Regions from separate parts of the Homo sapiens genome. Here region 1 is linked to region 2. A link is an interaction called in ENCODE POLR2A ChIA-PET data of the cell type or tissue named here. Cell type or tissue: endothelial cell of umbilical vein. All regions are shown on one strand. Each heading gives the region's core, and the rest is flanking DNA. Links, peaks and the distances in the headings are about the cores only.

Region 1 (10,938 bases), core at 2,638-7,637, 180 kb after region 2:
CTCAGCGTCTCAGTTCACCCATTGGAAAGTGGTGATGGGAACAGCACCCTTCCTTGTCGGACTGTGTGAGGATGGAAAGAGAAGATAAGATGACGCGGATAAGGTGCTTAGCACAGTGTCAGGCACCTACTCAGTGAAGGCTCCTCATTCCAGTTATGTGTATTTATAAAACTGACTGTATTATGTCGTAGCTGTCTGTATATAGCTGACTTCATCGTGGCCTTCTGGATGCACCACTTTTGTCGCTCTGGTACCTCGGACAGGGTCTGGCATGTATTAGTTGCTTAGTAAATGCTAGACGAGTGAACAAATGGATAAAACACTGATGTGTCCACTACTCAAGTGCACACCATTTATGTCATGAAAGTTGATATTAATGAGTGATAAACTAAAAAATAAAAGTAGTCACTGCTTTTTGTTTATTGTCCCGTAGTTTCCTAGGGCTGCCAGGTCAGATGACCACAAACTGTAGGTGGCTTAAAACAACAGAAATGTGTTGTCTCACAGTTCTGGAGGCCAGATGTCCAGAGCCAGGGTGTCAGCAGAGCTGTGCTCCCTCTGACTCAGGTGGACTCTTTCTTGGCCTCTCCCCAGCCCCGGGCTTGCCAGCAGTCCCTGGCGTGCCTTGGCTTGCAGCAGCCTCACTCGGATCGCTGCCCCCATCATCACATGACGTTCTCCCCATTCTGTGTGTCCAGATTTTCCTTTTTTTTTTTTTTTTTTTTTTTTTTGAGACAGAGTCTTGCTCTGTCGCCCAGGCTGGAGTGCAATGGCATGGTCTCAGCTCACTGCAAACTCTGCCTCCCAGATTCAAGGGAGTCTCCTGCCTCAGCCTCCTGAGTAGCTGGGACTACAGGCATGTGCCACCACACCTGGCGAATTTTTGTGTTTTTAGTAGAGATGGGGTTTCAATATGTTGGCCAGGCTGGTTTTGAACTCCTGACCTTGTGATCTGCCTGCCTCATCCTCCCAAAGTGCTGGGATTACAGGTGTGAGCCACCGTGCCTGGCCGATTTTCCTCTTCTTATGAGGATACCGGTCATTGGATTAGGGCCCACCTTAATGCATTATGACCTCATCTTAACTTGGTTACGTCTGTAAAGACCCCTTTCTAAATAAGGTCCTAGTCACAGGTATTGGGGATTAGGACATCAGCATAGTTTGGGGAAGGACAAAATTCACTCTGTAACACCTCCATATACAGTCATGTACCACATAATGTTCTGGTCCACAGTGGGCCACGTATATAACAGCGGTCCCATAAGACTATAATTCCATATTTTTACTGTACCTTTTGTACGTTTAGATACGTTGAGATACATACATACTTACTATTATATTGCAGTTGCCTACATACAGTATTCAGTACAGTAACGTGCTGTACAGGTTTGTAGCCTGAGAGCATATAGCATAGCCTTGGTGTGTGATAGGCTAGACCCTCCAGGTTTGTGCAAGTACATGCTATGATGCTCGCACAACAACGAAATTCCCCAGCGACACATTTCTCAGAACGTAGCCTCATCGTTAAGTGATGCATGACTGTATTTCAGACACTGCTGGGCTTTTTGTTTAGATTTTTAAAATTATACTTAAAAGGAGAGTGTTGGTTTCCCTCTATAAGTGATGGTTCGATTCAGCAAATCCTAAAAGGAAACTGCTCCCCATGACAGGCACAGCACCTAGATTCTGCAGCAGGTATAAACACTAGACTCCGTGACAGGTGTGACACTAGAATCAAAGACACATCGCTGAGCCAAGTCCCCAGGGTGGAGACAGGTCCACCCAAGAGGAGTCCTGCCTTGGAGGGATTCAGAGTTGCTGGGAATTGAGCAGCTCCCTGGTCTCGAAGTGCACATGATTTTAATAGATGACTTAAATGGGAAGAAAAGGCGACCCTGGGGGCGCCAATCCCGGATTGGCAGTGCTGGGATCGGAGGCTCTGATCACTGTGCTCAGAGGCTCCTTCCTGCATCTACAGTTGTGCGGAGTGCACGTGACGCAGGTGTGGGGAAAGTCTGGAGGGCCAGGGTTCCGCATCCGAGCTCCACCAGGGAACTGCTTTCCCCAGTTAAGCTTTTGTAGAGGCTGCGGGGCAAACCCAATTATAATTCCAAGAAAGGAGTGATGCCCCATCCAGGGAGCGGCATGTTTTGCAACCCGGGTATGGATGAAAGGCCCCTGTTGATTTGAGAAACACACAGGTCATGGGAGGTGCCTGTGGCTGAGCCCGTGAGGGGCAGAAACCAGAGTCCGTAGAGGCCTAAACAGGACATTTAACTGAGGCCTGGGCATTTTACACTTCCTCTCTGTCAAACAGCTTTTTCCCTTGGTCTTGTTTTAAGCCCTAGGAGATAGGTTTGTTACTGTAGTTCTGATGGTGTGAATTTTTGGATAAGTTTTTTTTTCCTTAGGTTTAAACTGAGTCTTCCAGAAGGTAGTTTTATAACCTGATGTAACAGTAAGGATCTTTTTCAGAGATTTTATTTATTAACAAGCTAACAAGTCTTTCACTCCTTAACATCAGACAGATGGACCCTTCATCTTAGAGTAGAGAAGAGCGGGGCCCATGCCCAGAGCATTTCTGTCACTGGCCCTGACAACTGCCAGGCACCTTATGGGTCAAGCCTGAGGGGCAGGAATTCCTGCTGGGATTCACAGCATTCACCACTTCTTGAATAAGGCTTTTTTTTGGAGACACAGTTTCACTCCTGTTGGCCAGACTGGAGTGCAGTGGCGCGATCTCAGCTCACTGCAACCTCTGCCTCCCAGGTTCAAGTGATTCTCCTGCCTCAGCCTCCCGAGTAGCTGGGATTACAGGTGCGTCCCACCATTCCCAGCTAGGTTTTGTATTTTTAGTAGAGATGGGATTTCACCAGACTAGTCTCGAACTCCTGACCTCAGGTGATCTGCTCGCCTCGGCCTCCCAAAGCGCTGGGATTGCAGGCATGAGCCACAGCACCTGGCCTAGGGTTTTTAATTATACATCCACCTCCAGTTGACACGGCCTCTTCTTTCACCTCTGCCTTTTCCTCAGCCATCCAGCCATCCCTTTGGAAACATACCTCCTTCCTCCTGAGGGGCTCAGCAGCTGGTTGGGGAGACAGACATGAAACCAATTTTAGTAGAGAACCCCGTGTAAAGTGCTGGCATGGCCAATGCTGGGGTCTTCTGGGAGAGCAGGGAGGGATGTAGAGGCAGAGGGAAGGCCTCCGGAGGTCAAGACACTTGATCTGGATCTTAAGGAATGAGAATGAGTTTACCCGGCTGAAAAAAGTTAGAAGGGATATACCAAGAAGGGAACAGTGTGAGTAAAGGCAGGGACGTGTGGATGAGTTTGACCTTTCAAGCACAGAGTATCTTGGGAGTGAGGGCAAGATGTGGTTGGAAAAGTGAGTGGGGAATGGAGTGTGGAGTATATCATGCTAAAGGGTTGGAACTCTGTGGTGAGAGCCAATGAAAAGTTAAAAGCTGGCTGGGTGCGGTGGCTCACGCCTGCAATCCCAGCACTTTGGGAGGCCGAGGCGGGTGGATCCTGAGGTCAGGAGATCGAGACCATTCCGGCCAACATGGTGAAAACCCCGTCTCTACTAAAAATACAAAAATTAGCTGGGCATGGTGGTGTGCGCCTATAAATCCCAGCTACTCGGGAGGCTGAGGCAGGAGAATTGCTTGAACCTGGGAGGTGGAGATTGCAGTGGGCCGAGATCACATCACTGCACTGCAGCCTGGGCAACTGAGCAAGGCTCCATCTCAAAAAAAAAAATAAATAAAAATACATTAAAAAAAAAGTTAAAAACAGGAGATGGGGGAGGGGGCGGGGAATGCTCACACCTGTAATCCCAGTACTTTGGGAGGCCAAGATGAGAAGATTGCTTGAGCCCAGGAGTTTTGAGACCAGCCTGGGCAATATAGTGAGGCCTTGTTTCTACAAAAACAAACAAAAAAAAGCCCCCAAGAACCAAAAAACTAATAATAACAGATGAGCAAAAATGACAAAAAATTAGCTGGGCATGGTTGTGCGCACCTGTAGTCCTACTTACTGGGGAGGCTGAGGCAGGAGGATCACTTGAGCCCAGGAAGTAGAGGCTGCAGTGAGCTCTTACTATATGACTGCACTCCAGCCTCGGCAACAGAGTGAAAGAGCAAAACTCTGTCTCTTAAAAAAGCAAGAGAGTGCTATGAGCAGATTTCCATTTTAGAAATAAAAATCTGTGTCTCCTCTTACTGTTCTTGGCATGGATCATTTTACACCCAACCATACAGCCTTGATCTTTCTGGCCAGGTACCATGAATCTATTTCTCTCTGCTGGCCGAGTTGGCCCTATCACACCTTCAGCATGAGGTGGAGAGGGAAAAAGGATGGGCTCTGGTATCCCCATAATGTGGGCAACTGTCTTTTGCTCACGAGAAGCTGAAGACACGGGTTCTCTCTGTTGTTGCAGAAGGAGACCTGGAAGCTTTCACAACCCCTCATCCTCTTCTGTCCAGCAGACCTTTTGTCCTTGCTGGCACTGAACATTCAACCCCGGGGGAGGCTGAAAGCTCTGCTGGCTCCCTTCTCATCAAGAGAGGAAAATGGTGATAGGATGAAAAATCCTCCCGTCTCCACAGCAACCTCTTGGCTTAGCCTCACGATGTACTGAACAATCTTTACTTAATTGGAAGGGATTTCGGGGAGAACAGTCAAGACAAAGTCATTGGCAACCTATTCCTGGAATTAGAACGCATCACCTTCTTAACTTAATTGGATAATTCATTTTAAATTGGGCGTGCAATCACGACAAGAAAATGTTAGTATTAATAATACATATCTGAGATCAACTGCCTCTCCCAAGAAACCTGGCCCTGGTGGAATTCTTTAATTCCTCCAAAATAAATTTTGCAAAGATAAAATGATGTTGTCAAAGTGGAGAAGGAACAAACATCCAGCAGGCATTCATATCCCAGAACTTTCTAGAACACCTCTGTTGGTCATGGAATGTTAGGGAAGACCTGGACTCCCTTTGGGGTGTTTTATCGATCGAGGGGGCCCTCTGTGCCCGGCCCTGGGTGTGAGTGTTGAGGGCCTGGTGTGTTTTGTTAAGTGTCTTTCTTTCCTACCATAGCAGCTATTCAGATGGTTGGAAGCATAACAGATGGCAATGGGCTATTGCCTGGGGGCGCAGGGGATGACCAGGGCCTCTCTCACAAGCTTGGGTCCTGGAAGCTGCTTAGAGACCTGTGGAGTGGCTGAACCGCCTCATGGAGGTCTTCCAATCTGGTCACATTGTGCCGGGAGATGGCAGCTGGTATCAGGGGACCAGGCTGCTGGGAGCAGGGGGCTGCGTGTTGACTGAAGGTGCTGCCTGTCTTGCACGTGCTTCCAGGCCAGCTTCCCTGTGGCACTCAGTGTTCCCCCAAAATAGGGCAGTTGCTAAGAAACAGGGATGAGCCAGAGGCCCGGGAGCGCCGTCAACACTGTGTTGATGAGGATGCTTCTGCGCCAGGGGCTCGGCTGCCAAAGCTCTTGCGGCCTTGCCAGATCCACTTACGTCAGGCTGTTGCCCAAGCCCACACCGAGTCTGCGTTTGCCAGCATGAGCGTTCCTGCTTCTGGGATTTGAGCTGCAGGAAAATTTAGTGGTTGTGTAGACAAACTCACAAAAACTCCAACATTCACAGCATAGCACCCACCACCCGCCGTCCACCCACGCCTCAGCTGCTCCTCTGCACGGCCTCTCCCCCACCCCTGCCTGTGCTCCTCCACGGCTCTTCTCAGTTCCTACCCCAAATTTGTAACATAAAAAAGAGATGCTTACGTGTGTGCAGCATTTTGTTTTAAGCCAGGCACTGTGCTAGGTATTTTTACATCTATTAGCTTATTTTCCAATTTGTGATGCACCAGTGCTGGTGGTCGATATTGAGCCCATTGTAGAGGTGGGGATGCTGAGTCTCCAAGAGGTGTAAGTCACGGACTCAAGATGCAGCAGCAGGGCGGTGGCAGAGCTTTCAGACTAAGAGTGTTGACCCCCAAGGCCCATGCCTGGGCTTCCAAAGCTGGAGGGCGACACAGCTCCAGAGCCCTGGGCCCAGACTTGAGTCCTGTATGCCCAGTACTGCTGATGATTACCCCAAGGGCAGCCAGGGAGGAGAGACAGGCCCCCGGTATTTTTTAATTGAAATGACAGTGGAAAAACTGCTGGCAAGATTATCTGAGTCAGCTGAAAATGTGAGTTTGAGTGGCCCCGGAATACCCCACGCTTCCAGAAGACGCTTCCTATGGAAAGTACTGGAGCGTGGCACTCCTCTGCGTGTGCGCCTCCCAGCTCTCGGCGGCCTCCAGGAAGGAGTCCAAACTCCCTTCACCATCTCACCCCAACCCAACTGCCTTCCCTGCACCCCCACAGCCGCCCCCCACCCCAGCATCTTCTCAGGCCCCCTCCTTCCCCCTGCCCTTCTTGCCTGGCTCACTCCTGGCCACCCTTCAGACTCCTCTCTCTGCCTCCTCCAGCTGGCGCCTCACTTGGTGATGGCCGTGTCTGTTCCATGGCCCCTCCCAGAGGGACTTGGTTTCTCCTGCTGTCATTGCGTCTCCCTTACGGGGCCGCATGCTGGGTTTTCTTACCATTTCCTGCATCCTGCAGAGCCGAGGGCGTGGCAGCACCAATCAAGTGTAGTAGGAATGAGTAGGAAACAAGCATCCTTCTCCATGGCACAGAAGGGAGTCTGTCACCTTGGAAAGTCACTCAAGAGAGGATCCAAGAAAGCGTCTTGCCCTACCTACCCCTCCTTTAGCAAGTGAGGATCTTCGAGGGGAGGGGAGTTTCCAAGTCAACTGGTGACAAAGCCAGGATGAGAAGACACTCCCAGACCACCTGTGGCTAATGACACACACTGCCCGGCCATGCCATCTGCCAGCGCTGGAGGTGGCCGCTCAACACAGGAAGGTCAAGGTCAGTGTTAGCAGCTCCCCCACCCAGCAGGGGAAAGGGAAAGACTTGCACTGGGGAGCAGTTTTATTTATTTTTATTTATTTATTATTAATTATTTTTAGATGGAGTCTTGCTCTGTCACCCAGGCTGATGCAGTGGTGAGATTTTAGTTCACTGCAACCTCTACCTCCTGGGTTCGAGCGATTCTCCTGCCTTAGCCTCCTGAGTAGCTGGGACTATAGGTGTGCCACCATACCCGGCTAATTTTTGTATTTTTAGTAGAGATGGGGTTTCACCATGTTGGCCAGGCTGGTCTCGAACTTCTGACCTCAGTTGAACCACCTGCCTTGGCCTCCCAAACTGCTGGGATTACAGGTGTAAGCCACCACCCCGCCTGAGCAGCTTTATGTTCTATGTTATTAACACTTAAAAGGCCTTTGAATAAAAGTACCCTTGAGTGTTTAAGGAGAGCCAGGAGGGAGACAGGACTCCAGGTCCAGCCAGCAGCAGCGCCCAGCCAAGAAGGCAGGGAGAAAAATGCTGCGAACGTCCAGTCGAATCCTCCCGGGTTGGGGTGTCCTGCCAGGCCAGCAAGCCAGCACTTCTCACTAGCACCCTCAGGGTGCCACGTGTACTCAGGCAGCAGGGATGAAGAGCGCCTCAACTTCAGGCTGGCCAAATTTGGTGAGATAGTTCACGCTGCAGTTTACCGGTGCCAGAAAGCAAAGAAACCTCAACCCAAACCACAAGAAAACCTCTCCCGGGAGCCGACAGAGTTGGCCTGTTCAGAGACAGAGTTCCAGCCTTTGTTGGCAGCACGTCATTCTTAGAAGTCTGGAATGGGTGTGAGTGGGTGTGTACGTGTGTGTGTGTGCACACTCCAAAGTTCGGCTTTGCACAAGGGACAGCCTAGGCTCCACCTTACCCGGTGCCTGTACCATCGCAGTGGGAAGGGCTAGTTGCACCCCAGTGGCGGCCCCAGGCTGTGCCTCCTCTGCCTCGCTGAACAGAGACAATTTTAAGAAAGGGGTGTATTAGTTTCCCAGGGCTGCTGTAACAAATGACCCCAAACTTGGTGGCTCAAAACAATAGAAATGTATTCTCTGAAGGTTTTGGAAGACAGAAGTGTGTAATCCAGGTATCTGCAGGGCCCCGCTCCCTCTGAAGGCCCTAGGGAAAAATCCCCCCTTCCTCTTCTGGCTTCTTGTGGGCTCCAGCCACCCTTGGTGTTCCTTGACTTGCAGCTGCCTCACTCCAGTCTCTGCCTCCACGTCCCATGACCACCTTCCCTGTGTGTGTCTTTCTGTGTCTTCATGAGGACAGAAGCCATTGATTTCAGTGCCTACCTCAAATCCAGGATGATTCTGTCTCGACATCTTTAACCAATTACATCTGTAAGAACCCTGCTTCCAAATCAGATCACATTCTAAGGTCCTTGGTGGACATGAATTTGGCAGGGACATTAAACTCACTGCAGCGGTGGGTGGGGGAAGATTGCCTTGGTGAGAAGCAGCTCAGGTTTATGGGTCAGAGGAGCCCTTTCATAAGATGCTCTTAAATAGCTGGGTGTGGCGGCTCACGCTTGTCATCCCACTACTTTGGGAGGCCGAGGTGAGAGGATCGTTTGAGCCCGTGAGTCCAGGATCATAAGATGCTCTTTAGTGGGGGTGGGTGTGAGGTGAGCCTGCCCCCCAGACATTTGTAGCAGAGTCTCTTATGGCCAGCTGACTGCTCACTGTCCCCTCTGCTTCAATGGCAGAGACAGAGCAGAGGCAGGGGATGTCACACTGCATCCAAGCCACTGAGGGGCACTTCAAGGACAGAAGCTGGCTTCACTCCTTCTCCATTCCTCAGAGCCTGGCATGGGGCCACCCATAGGAGAGTGTGTATTCAGTGTTCACTGAAAGCCAGGTGTGGTGGCTTGAACCTATAGTCCCAGCTACTTGGGAGGCTGAGGCAAGAGGACCGCTTGAGCCCAGGAGCTCCAGGCTGCCGTGTGTAACAGTCGTGCCTGTGAATAGCCACTGCATTCCAGCCTGGGCAATGCCAGCAAGACCCCATCTCTAAAAAACAAAAACAATGTTTGCTGAAAGAATGTTTGCTTGTCGGAGAGATACAGTAACTACTTGTTCTAACTTTGGAGAAAGGACACTTCGGGTTTCATGTCAGGAAGGAGTGAGTCAGACTGTGGTCTGGAAGGGAACCCAAAAGCAGGAGTTGAAGAAAATGTGTTGGCCAGGAAGCCGCGGCCTGGAGATACTCCTCTGCTACTTGTGGGTGTTGTGAACTCAGCTGGGAGCCTCGGGTCTCACATCTGTGAAGTGGGTATCAAAGCGTTGTGAGGCTAACATGAGATTTTGTGTGAGCCTTCTGTAAACTGTAAAGTAAGGTGCCCACCCAAGAAATTTTCCTGGAAGGCAGAATAAAATGAAAAGTGTGATATAATGAGCAGTGTGTACGATTAGATTATTGCATGCTAAGCAAGATTCACTGGGTGAGGGTCATGTTGTAAGGACCTGTGTGAGTGAGGCACTGACTGCGTTGAGTCTTTAGAAAAAATTAGCCTATGGGGTATTTTTATTCCCATTTTAGGGGTGAGCAAACTGAGCCCCGTGTAGATGTTCAGTAACTTTCCCAAGGTCATAGTAAGCAGAGAGGCTGGAATTCAAACCCAGATCTGTTCACCCCAGCACTGGGTCCACATGACTTCTGGCCCGTCAAGGCTCCTGGCCTGTGCCCTTGTGTGAGCTGCTGCTGGGCACGGGCCTGGAGACAGCCGGGGGAGCTTGGCAGTGGGTGCCATCACCGGGCTGTATATGGTGGACACGAGCTTCCTGTTGTTTTCCTGTCACCCTCGTCCCTTGGATGGCATGCCACTTATAGTTTGGCTGCTCATGTCCAGTCTGCTGCACTGGGAGTGCTGGGTCCCCCGTGCCTCATGTTAGGGTGTCCCTCCAAAGCAGGCACCTTCTCTACCCTGTGGATTGGCAGAGGCAGTTCTATTTCTAGGTAATGAATGGACCTTACGGAAGATTGGTCTCTTCCGCCCGAAGAGCTAGAAATAACTGTTCTCAAGCAAGGCCCATGCTTTCTCAGCACAGAGCTGGTTTTCCCAGGCACTCTGCAGTTAACCCCACTATTACTCTGGAATGCAGAGACCCCTTGGCCCTGTCGGATTTACTTTAGTAGCAGCCTCTGCTTCCAAATGCAGCTGCTTTCTGGAAGAGGGTGTGGTAGTGGAACAGAAATGGCTTAGGTCTTGGCACTAGATACAATTGGGTTCAAACTTCGGCTCCACCAGTTACAAGCTGTGTGACCTTGGGCTAGTCAGCTTTTTAGTTCCTATTTCTTTCCCTTAAAAAGTCTTAATTTGACAAGTAATACATATCAAATATACATTCTTTAATGTGAAAATACACATAAGCAAAAAGAAATATGAAAAATCACTGTTAAATTTTAGTATACCTCTTTTAAGATTAATTTTTCTACCTCCTTTTATTTACACATATATGCATATATACAGTAGAAAACATATAAATATATATGCAATAGAACATTTTTAAAATAATGGAATTATTCATACTGTTTTTTTTCCCCACCTAATGTATATTTAAAGGTATGGGGAAGTGTTAGCAATGTCGTGTCCCCTGAAGTAGCTACGTGGTATTCCATTGTATGGCTCTCCCAATATTTAACCTACCCCCAGGTGGTGGACAGTTGGATATAACCTCACTGTCCAGGGGGACCTTGGCTTCTCCATCTCTGCAATGGGATAACAGTGCCCATCCTGCAAGGCAGCTGTGTGTGCTCAGCATGCAGCTGGCCCTCATAAATGCTGGCTTCTTTCCTTGTCCTTTCTCTGTACTGGTTCCTTTCACGTAGGGTATCTACCACGATAAAATGAGTGTGCCCCAAATAAATGCATTGTCTCGTGTGTCTGCTCAGCACCTGAACAGGTTCCTGCCTCGGGTCTTGCTGACAAGTGCGCAGGGCCAGCAGCTTCCCGTTGGCCTCTCCCAGGAACCCTG
Region 2 (10,938 bases), core at 2,110-7,109:
AGCAAGAAGGTGGCCATCTGCAAGCCAGGAAAAGGGGCCATGGCAAACACTGAATCTGCTCACAGTCTGAACTTGAACTTGTCAGCCTCCAGAATTGTAAGAAATGAATATCTGTTGTTTAAGCCACCCAGTCTATAATATTTTGTTTTGGCAGCCTTAGCTGACCCAGGCACTCACTTATGCTTACATTCTAACTTCTAAATTAAGGCTGCAATATATGAAACATGATCATAGAACTTGTAATTATCTGAGGATCCAGAAAAATCACGAGCCTGCACAAGGTTTATCCAGAGGCAGAGGAAATACCAGTTCACTGAGAAAAATTAAAGGGACAGTAGAAGAATAAAATATAGTTGTTTATAATTGTATGTTACAAATTATGTTTGTGAAGCCAGTTACATAAATAATCTTAAAGATTTAATAGTTTCTGCCTGCATCCAAATAATTGCCATGTGCCTATGTCCATACGCCTATGTCCATACTACTTTGGAAACCTCTAATGAATGAATGTGTAAAGTTTGGATGGGTATTTGAGAGGGAAAATACTTCTTATGAGGTTGACAGTTATAAGCAAAGTTAGGAACAAAAAGCAAATTCAGAAAAAAACTCATCTTTTGTTATGGTCTAAATGTTTGTGTCACCCCCAAAATTTATATGTTGAAATCCTAACCCCCAAGTTGATGGTATTGGCAGATGGGGCCTTTGGTGAATGGAATTTGTGCTCTTACAAAAGGGACTTCAGAGAGCTTGTATGCCCTTCCACCATGTGAAGACACAGGAAGAAGGCACCATCTATGAACCAGAAAATGGGCCCTCACCAGACATCACATCTGCTGGCATCTTTATCAAGGACTTCTCAGCCTCCAAAATTGTGAGAAATAAATTTCTGTTGTGCATAAGCTACCCAGTCTATGGTATTTTGTTATAGCAGCCTGAATGGACTAAGACACACTTATTGAACCCCCACGTGTTTTTCTGAAGAATGAATGCCTCACATTTTACACAAGATGTCTGTGTGCACTGGGGCCGTCTAGTCTACCCTGGCCTGGTGATCAGGGCAGGGAATCACTGAAGTTTCCCATTCTCTAAAAGTGGAGGAAATGGCAGCCATGGGGAAGCTGCCTTCTGCTAACACAATTGAGCCGTGAAAACAATATACAACTATTTTTGTTATATTCCAGTGGTCACACAGAGCAACCCCAATACAATAGGAGGGCACACCACAAAGCCATGAGTACCAGGAGGGGTGATCACTGGGAGACTCCTTGGAAGCTGGCTGCCACTGTGAGGCATTATCTCTGTTTCACAGAGGAGAAACAGAAGCTCCAATAAATAATTGCTCAAGTCAACTCAACTTGGAACAGGCAGGTCTGGGGTTCAAACCCAGACAATGAGACCCCAGAACACATCCTTTTAGAACACTGCCCTATACCCTGGCCTCACCACAGGCCTTTTTTTCTAACTTCCTCTCTTCCCCTCACCGCGCAAAACATTGCAAATGAGATTTTTCCTTTTTCTTAGACCATTTCAAAAGTCATTGTTACTTAAGGGTGGAGGTTGGAAGATTTCCAAAGAATAAAATATACAGAGAATATCTAACCAAAGTTCCTAACACATACACAATTCAGAAAATGTAACTCACAGACAAGGGATAACAAGACCATTGACCCAATTTCAGAGCTTGACGTTTACAAAATGAACACAAGGCAGTGTGGGTTGTATGCGCGTTCTGTTCAGTTTCTCTCCTTTGGGGTTGTTTGGGTCAGCCTGTTGTCTCATGAGACTGGGTGGGCTAAATTGAGCAACATTTTGCTATAATAAGTCTGCAAGATTAGACCTTAGGCAACAAAAGCCGGAAGGAGAAACTACATTTCCTATAAAATGTGGAACTGTGGGATAACAGTGTAACAACACTATGACTACAAACAGGGAAATTTATATATGAGAAGGAACTGGATTGTATGTTACCTATATAAATGATCATGAGAAAGTCATGTTGTTCTTTTGTTGTGATCTTTTAAACCAAATTTATAGTGCATTGAACCAAGTAATTGTAGGCCATTATTTTAAAGTAGGTTGTAGCACAGCATGAATTAATAATCACACCAATTTTATTTTACTTCATTGGATTTATTTAGCAATTGTTTTTAGCACTTCCTATATCCCAGGCCCTCTTCTACGCACTTTAAATGTATTAACACATTTCAATTAATCCTGGCAACAGCCTGAGAGGTAGGTACTATTACTATTCCCATTTTACAGATGGTGAACTGAAGCATGGTGCAATTAAGTAAGCAGCCAAGATTCAACCGGAATTCAAACCAAGCAATCAGGCTCCACAACCTGCCTTTTTAATCTGGCTCTCTGCCTTGTGCAAAAAGATGGTGAGTTAGTCCGTTCTCGCACTGCTATAAAGAAATATCTGCTGGGCGCGGTGGCTCACGCCTGTAATCCCAACACTTTGGGAGGCCGAGGCGGGTGGATCATGAGGTCAGGAATTCAAGGCCAGCCTGGCCAAGATGGTGAAACCCGTCTCTACTAAAAATACAAAAATTAGCCAGGTGTAGTGGCAGGCATCTGTAATCCTACCTACTTGGGAGGCTGAGGCAGAGAATTGCTTGAACCCGGGAGGCAGAGGTGGCAGTGAGCCGAGATTGCGCCACTGCACTCCAGCCTGGGTGACAGAGCAAGACTCCATCTCAAAAAAAAAAAAAAAGAAGAAGAAGCCAGGCACGGTGACTCATACCTGTAATCCCAGGACTTTGGGAGGCCGAGGCGTGTGGATCACGAGGTCAGGAGTTCAAGACCAGCCTGGCTTATGGTGAAACCCCATCTCTACTAAAAATACAAAAATTAGCTGGGTGTGGTGGCAGGCGCCTGTAATCCCAGCTACTCGGGAGGCTGAGGCAGAAGAATCACTTGAACCCAGGAGGCGGAGGTTGCAGTGAGCCGAGATCGCACCACTGTACTCCAGTCTGGGTGACAGAGCAAGACTCTATCTCAAAAAAAAAAAAAAAAAAAAAAAAAACCCTGAGAGTGGGTAATTTACAAAGAAAGGAGATTGGCCAGGCGCGGTGGCTCATGCCTGTAATTCCAGCACTTTGGGAGGCCGAGGCGGGTGGATCACGAGGTCAGGAGATGGAGACCATCCTGGCTAAAATGGTGAAACCCCGTCTCTACTAAAAAAAAATACAAAAAATTACCCGGGTGTGGTGGCGGTTGCGTGTAGTCCCAGCTACTCCGGAGGCTGAGGCAGGAAAATGGCATGAACCCGGGAGGCGGAGCTTGCAGTGAGCCAAGATTGCACCACTGCAGTCCGGCCTGGGCGAAAGAGCGGAAATCCGTCTCAAAAAAAAAAAAAAGAAAGAAAAGAAAAGAAAAGAAAGGAGGTTTAATTGGCTCATGGTTCTGCAGGCTTCACAGGAATCCTGGTGGCTTCTGCTTCTGGGGAGGCCTCAGGAAGCTTCCAATCACGGCGGAAGGCAAAGGGGGTGCGAGGTGTCTCACATAGTGGGAGCAAGAGCAAGAGAGAGCTAGAGAGGAGGTGATGTACACTTTTAAAAAACCTAATCTCACAAGCACTCACTCACTATCACGGGAACAGCACCAAAGGAACAGCACCAAGGCGATGATGCGAAACCATTCATGAGAAATCCGCCCCCATGATCCAATCACCTCCCCGCCAGGCCCCACCTCCAACACTGGGGACTACAATTCCACATGGATTTGATGGGAACACACACCCAAGCCATGTCTGATGGACACATAGTTTATTTTCTTTTGTGACTCTGCATAGGCCATTCTTGCCACTGGGACCCCTTCCCTCCCAATCCTCCTGGCTTTCCCTGCCTGTCAGCAAACTCCTGCTCCTTTTTCAAGCATCAACTCGGATTTACCCTCTGCTGTGATGTCTTCTGTGACTCACATGCAGATTTAGGCACCTGTTTATTGTGTTCTCAATATATCTTACCCATACTATAGAAATATTTGTTGTTTTTTATCTACCTAGTGTTAAATTAAATAAGCACGAGGCCATTGGCCAGAGGCCCTCTCCATATTTTGAGTTTCTGTGGAACAAACAGCAACCTAATAGTATGTAAACAAACTGAAACCTAATTTAGGAGTATATTTTTGTAACATATAGCCTGGTTTCAGCCAATCACAGAGAAGCTTCAGCCAATAATAAGCATCCAATTGATGAGACCACGCCCAATAAGGCAGATGCCTAGCTGTTGCCGATCAAGTGGTTTCTCTACATTGCTTTTGTGTTCACCCTAGAAAAGCTCATTGCTCACACTGCCAAGTGGAGTTTTCTGAACCTCTTCTGGTTCTGAGTGCTGCCTGATTCATGAATCATTCTTTGCCCAAATAAACTCTGTTAAATTTAATTTGTCTAAACTGTTTCTTTTAACACTAGCTTCTATTCCGCCTTCTCTGACAAGCGTTCAGGAACCCACCCCACCCCCACCCCGTACTTTGGGTGTAGCCCATGTGATTTAAGTCTAGCCAATCAGAGCACTAAGGAGCTACAGTTCAGAGGTGATCATGAGACCCAGGTTCATCGAACTAGAGTGAATCCTGGGACTGAGCATGAGCGGCTGGGAAGAAACACACAAGTTTTTGTTGCAAGTCTGGAGCTGCTAGCAGACTTCACATACTGCCTGAGCATGAAGCAAAAATAAAGAGAGTGAAAAGAATGAGAGAGAATGGGAAAGAGTCTGCTGGTGACATTATTTGATCCTCTGAATGATGCCTCACTTAAATTCAAGATATATTCTTGGATTTTGTGCATTAACAAATTCCCTTTTTGAGCTTAAGCCTGCTTGATTTATCTATCATTTGCAACCAAAGGAACATTAACCAATAAATACATTTCACTGTATATCTGTGTCTATATATCTATATGTATTTCATTTTACCAAGGTGTCTCCCTACTAACCATAATTCTTTGAGGGCAGTAGATGCTCAATATTTGTCAAATGAATTCAGCTGAAGGGTGTTTTGAAGGAGACTGACCTTAGAGGAGGGACATTTTAGGAAGGCTAATGGACTTAGTGTGAGATGTGATCAAGGGACTCAACCAAGTTGAAGAGTAGGATTGAAAGGGAAGGGACAAATACCAAAGAAAGATTTAACAAGGCAGTGATACAGAGTGGGGTGGAGCAATAGTTAGATTAAAGCCTGAGTGCTACCCTGTTCTGCGTATTTGTTTCTTTTGGTGTCTCTTTAGCAGCCAGCCTAAATTAAAAGTTTATTGTACTGGCTGATTATTGCCTGTCTAAATCACCCGTCTCTGTTAGTTTATCACAAGTGAAAAAATTAATGATAGAGAATCAGAGACTCACATATAAGCAAATAAGCATGATTATTATAAGAAAGAGCTTTTATTAAACAATACTTTCAGGTCTTCATAAGAATAGGGGTAGAATTTCAGAGACCCACATAACTCAGTGTGCAGTAAATGCTGCTCCTGGGCAACTTAATGGAGCATAAACTGCCAGCAACGGTCCCAATTGAAATGGAGACTGGAAGGTGAAGTTGTCCTTCCTTTCTGTAACCACCAGGCAAGAGGACACTTGTAAGGTGTGAGTAGCAGCACCCAAAAACCAGCTGCAGGACTCAGTGGAAGGGAGGAATAAGGTCACTCTTAAAATCCTATCACCTCACATAGAAAAATAGCTAAGTCCTAATTAAGCTCAACATCGCCACTCTCAGCTTATCCCTGAGACAGGTCAGGAGAAGAGGGACCATTTGCTTTGCTCTGGGATTGTTGCACTTCTGCAATCTGACTTTGTAAAAAAAAAAAAAATTAATTTAAACAGTTGCTACCATATGGGATAGTGTAGCTCGATGGTTTCTTTCTCTCTCTCGTCCCTCTCCTGCTCTGCCTTCTATGTATTTACCACCCCTCTTGCAGAAATGCTCTCGTGGAATGTGGCTTTTTTTTTTTTTTTTTTGAGATGGACTCTCACTCTTGTCACTCAGGCTGGAGTGCAGTGGCACTATCTCGGCTCACTGCAACCTCCGTCTCCCGGGTTCAAGCGATTCTCCTGTCTCAGCCTCTCAAGTAACTGGGATTACAGGTGCCCACCACCATGCCCAGCTAATTTTTATATTTTTAGTAGAGACAGGGTCTCACCATGTTGGCCAGGCTGGTCTCGAACTCCTGACCTCACGTGATCCACCCACCTCGGCCGCTTAAAGTGCTGGGATTATGGATGCGAGCCACCGTGCTCAGCCGGCTTTCCATTTTTTTTTTTTTTAAGAGATGGGGGTCTTACTCTGTTACCCAAGCAGTGGCTTGATCATAGCTCCCTGTAGCCTTGAACTCCTGGGCTCAAGCAATCCTCCCACCTCAGCCTCCAGAATAGCTGGGATTACATGTGTAAGCCACTGCACTCGGCTAATTCTTTAGTGTTTTGTAGAGATGAGGGTCTTGCTCTGTTTTGGTCTTGAATTCCTAGGGTCTCCCTATGTTGCCCAGGTTGGTCTCAAATCCCTGGGCTCAAGTGATCCTACCACTTCAGCCTCCCAAAGTGCTGGGATTACAGGTGTAAACCACTGTACTGGCCAACTTCCTGTGTTTTAAAAATCCTCCCAGTTGGGGCCAGTGCCCTAACCTAATGGATGCACAATGAGCCAGTTGAATGTGGCCTCTTTTAGTCAAAAGGAAAGATTCTTTTTTTTTTTCCAAGTATTTCTTTATTTATATTACTAGGCTTAAGTTACATGAAGAAAGACAACTAAGCAGTTCTGCCCATTTCAGAAAAAGTTTCCAATCATCACCAATTATGTGACAACAAATAACTAGGAATGGTGACAGCTTTGGGTCAAGACCAACAAGGAAGAATGGGCTCTGGTGCTACAGTTCATTTCCAACAAGAATATGGCACACCAGCCAGCACAGCCATGCTAACACTGGGCCTTCAGTGCCAAGCACAGATTCAGATCTATTCTCTGAAGTTAGCAAATCAAGTGAAATAACTGGAATTTTTTTTAAGTTTAAAATGAAGCCCAAGTAAGTTTAAAACCATACTCTTGTCATATTTTCCTTTCAAAATTCACATAAAACACACTTTTCATGCCAATAGCCCAGATATTTTTTCTTACATAACCCACTATGTAGCTGCAGACAGACTCTTCTACCTCAAGATGTAAACACAGGGGAAAAAATTAATGGCCATCTGTCTAATATTCTCTCTATACACTGCTGTTGGATGGAAAATACAAAATTTTGTTTTAAAGGTTCCATCTTAGATTCTCGCAACCTGCAGGTCATACATCTGACTCTGATGCTAAGGTGACAGTGAATGTCACCTGATGTTTGTTTTCAGTAAGGGGGATCTGGGAAGGATGAATTTATCTCTTTTTCTTCAAGAATTATCAGATGATACATGCTCCTCAGAGCCTTCACTCTCTTGAACTTCAGCACTTTCCAGGATCACACAGCCTTCCTTATAACATGGCTATCTCCAGTGGCAAATTCATAAATCCACCCCGGTTTGCTATTGCAACTTTTGCAGCTCACATCTTGAACCCTGTGGCTGCCAGTGAGCATGACCAGATCTTAAAGTTCACTGCACAGCAGGTTAACGACCTTGTTAAAAGGCCAGGGCGCCTGTGAACTGAGTGGAGATGAGTTCTGGGCGGTTGGTCAGGATCATGTCAGTTTGCACAGGAACACAGACAGGTACCACCGATATGATCAAGGAAAATTCTGCCCATTTTTATAGCTGAAGTTCTAAAATCTCTGAGTGGCGATGAGATCCATGGCTGCCAGATCTCCTCGCCTGGGATGAAGGCCCCAGGATTCTTGACAGTTAATTAAAACCAGAATTCATACTGAAGCAGGAAATTTTCCCTGACCCCTCACAGGAGGGGGAGTGCAGGTGAGTGGGTGCAGGAATTGGGGCGAGTGCTTTGGGGCGCTGGCAGGAGCAAAACTCCATGAGGCCCTGCAGCACGGTCTAGTGGGGTACCCATGACTCCTGAAGCCCCAGAAAGAGTGTTACAGTGCTCTTTTAGCGTTGCCATCTGTGGACAGCTTAAGTGTTAATAACTCAGTGGAAAGTCAGTGTGACAGCCTTTTGCACTCGCACCCAAGTTCTCGTTCGACATCTAGGAGGAATGAGGTCACACAACAAATTGGAGGTGGTATATGTGGGGGATTTTATTGCCAGTGAAAGTGGCTCTCTGCAGAAAGGGGAGCTGAAAAAGGGACAGAGCAGGAAGGTAATCTTCCCCTGAAGTCCAGCCGTCCCTGCTGGACTCCTCTCGAAAGCTACAACGTCAAGCCGTCCGGTGTCCTTATAAGAAAACAGCCTTGCTGGTTGCGGTGGCTCACGCCTGTAATCCCAGCACTTTGGGAGGCAGAGCAAGAGAGAGCTAAGGTGGAGGTGCTGCACACTTTTAAGTCAAGCTGCTTCTCCTCTCTGCCGGCTGAGTTCTGGGGTTACTATAGACACAAGATGGGGGCAGGGCAGGCTGTGGGTGGTTTTGGAAAAGGCAACATTCCAGCAGGAAAACAGGGATGTAAGTTTTCACTTTGGGCCGCGGTATTACGCTTTTCACCTTGAGGCCGGGGCCGTCGCTGGGGACCCACCCTCTTCTGCCCAGAATTTTTCTGCATCCTGTCCCTGTCAATACGGAATAAAATGGTACACTGCCATTTCGCGTTATTCATTTTTTTAAAAATACATATCCTTTAAGCTGGTTATTTACCTCTTTTTAAAAGGAAACTGTAAGGTCTTCCAGGGCAGGGAGTATGTCTGTAAAGCCTTCTAGAGCTGGGCTCCTTGCTTCCTGATCTCACTCTCTCACTGTCTGTAGGCTCTTGGGCAGGTTATTTAATTTCTTAGTGTCTCAATTTCCTCCTCTATAAAACAGAGATAATAGTATTTAGCCCAGAGGGTTGTGGTGAAGTGTGAATCATTTCTCCATGTAAAACACATAGGACAGGCTGGGCATGGTGGCTCACGCCTGTAATCCCAGCACTTTAGGAGGCCTAGGCGGGTGGATCACCTGAGGTCAGGAGTTCAAGACCAGCCTGGGCAACATGGAGAAACCCCATCTCTACTGAAAATACAAAAATTAGCTGTGCGTGATGGCGCACACCTGTAATCCCAGTTACTCGGGAGACTGAGGCAGGAGAATCACTTGAACCCGGGAGCGGAGGTTGCGGTGAGCCGAGATCGTGCCATTGCACTTAAGCCTGGGTTACAAGAGCGAAACTCTGTCTCAAAACAAAACACACATAGGACAGAGCTCAGCACAGAGTAGACATTAAGGATTATATCCTTTGCTTGGCACAATACCTTGCACAGGGCAGGCACGCAACAGATGTCTCTGGAATGAAGGAATGAATGAGTGAATGACTGGGTTAAGCATGTTGCCACCAGGTGGCAGAAGAGCCTCACTATCAAGGCAGAACCCAAACACGAGACTCATGAGAACTCCCTCCTGAAGTCCAGATACACATTGAAAAAAAATAAAAAAAGCACTGAACCCCATTTAGGCCTTGAAGTGAAGTTCCTCTTCTCTCTTGCCCTTCCTTTCTCTCCCATCTCTGCTCACTCTCTGCTGTAATGAACCATTTCTTTCTTTCCCACTTAATACATATTAGTCAGTTTGGGCTGCCACAGCAAAATACTACAGACTCAGTAGTTTAAACAACAGATATTTAATGCATCACAGTTCTGGAGGTTGGAAGTCCATGATCAAAGTGCCATACGGGCTGGTTTCTGGTGAGGCTTCTCTTCCTGGCTTGTAGCTGTCCACCTTCCCACTGTTATTCTCACAGGGCCTCTTCTCTGTGCCACACAGAGAGAGGAAGGAGAGGGAGTGGGAGATGGAGAGATGTCAGATTCACACAATGAAGCCCTAACCGCCATTTTGACTGTATTTGCAAATAGGGTTTTTTTGGTTTGTTTTTTGAGACGGAGTCTTGCTCTGTCGCCCAGGCTGGAGTGCAGTCGTGCAATCTCGGCTCACTGCAACCTCCGCCTCCTGGGTTCACGCCATTGTCCTGTCTCAGCCTCCCAAGTAGCTGGGACTGCAGGCACCCGCCACCACACTCAGCAAATTATTTTGTAATTTAGTAGAGATGGGTTTTCACCATGTTGGTCAGGCTGGTCTCAAACTCCTGACCTCGTGATCCGCCCGCCTTGGCCTCCCAAAGTGCTGGGATTGCAGGTGTGAGCCACTGCACCGACCTGCAGATAGGGTTTTTAGGGAGGGAGAGAGAGAGGGAGATCTGGAGCGTCTTCTTATAAGGACACCAGTCCTATGGGATTAGGCCCCACCCAAGTTACCTCATTTAATCTTAATTACCTCCCTAAAGACCCTGTCTCCAAGTACAGTCAAACCAGGGGTTAGGGCTTCATTGTGTGAATCTGGAGGGGACACTCTTCAGTTTATAACACGTACCTTTCATTTTTTAATTCCTAATTCTCACACTTCCTACCAATGTGGTTTTTCATTCTTACTCTCTTGTTATTCCCACTCTTCCCCCGACCCCCATCCGCCATCCCTCAATCTTTATATGGCTTTTCTAGGGCTAGTTGTATTTATTGTAAACTGAAAACTCCAGGGGGCACCATTCATGCCATAGTCAGCATAGGTTTGCATATGTATTATGACAATGTTGAGGCTGATGGCAGCAACATGTCTTGAGGAAGGGGAGTCTTTTTCTCATTCACACAAAGGTGCTGGCCCCTTCGTTTTCCTCTGTTGTTTTCCTGTCCTCCTCCCCATCATTCTCTTTCTTCAGCCTTTCTCTCTCTTTCCTTACTCTCCTCTTCAGGCTGAACCTGCTCCATGTCCGTAAAGAGATGATTTAATTCATCGCACCACACATTCATCCAGTAATTTTGGTGGGCCAGGCCCTTTGTGGGTGCCAGATGGTTCACCCTATTCTTGCACCTTTAAAGGAATCGGTCC

What was found. ChIA-PET counts read pairs that join two places held together with the same protein. Peaks named below come from ENCODE experiments on the same cell type or tissue, not always from the same donor. Only the 100,000 strongest peaks of a DNase experiment are listed, where the experiment ranks them.
Region 1: POLR2A ChIA-PET joins it to region 2 with 6 read pairs; 6 of 35 experiments call an interaction of 5 or more read pairs at or near these places.

Annotation. Positions count from the first base shown.
Region 1 is chr12:96,228,819-96,239,756 of GRCh38, forward strand. All of the region lies in intron 2 of ELK3 (ETS transcription factor ELK3), which reads left to right. LOC124902991 (a long non-coding RNA gene) reads right to left here and starts at 6,778. Exons shown (of 2, transcript XR_007063414.1): 1 at 6,604-6,778; 2 at 2,466-5,603. RefSeq lists enhancers at 6,188-7,172, 9,214-9,714. In endothelial cell of umbilical vein, for the core only: no CTCF peak of the experiment used is centred there; a DNase peak (open chromatin) is centred at 5,453; H3K27ac peaks cover 2,000 bases.
Region 2 is chr12:96,052,651-96,063,588 of GRCh38, forward strand. LOC124902990 (a long non-coding RNA gene) reads left to right here. Exons shown (of 2, transcript XR_007063413.1): 1 at 1-96; 2 at 694-903. It also overlaps the pseudogene YPEL5P3. Among named protein-coding and RNA genes, the nearest start is that of TRD-GTC2-8, 22 kb to the left of the region's middle. In endothelial cell of umbilical vein, for the core only: no CTCF peak of the experiment used is centred there; no DNase peak of the experiment used is centred there; H3K27ac peaks cover 495 bases.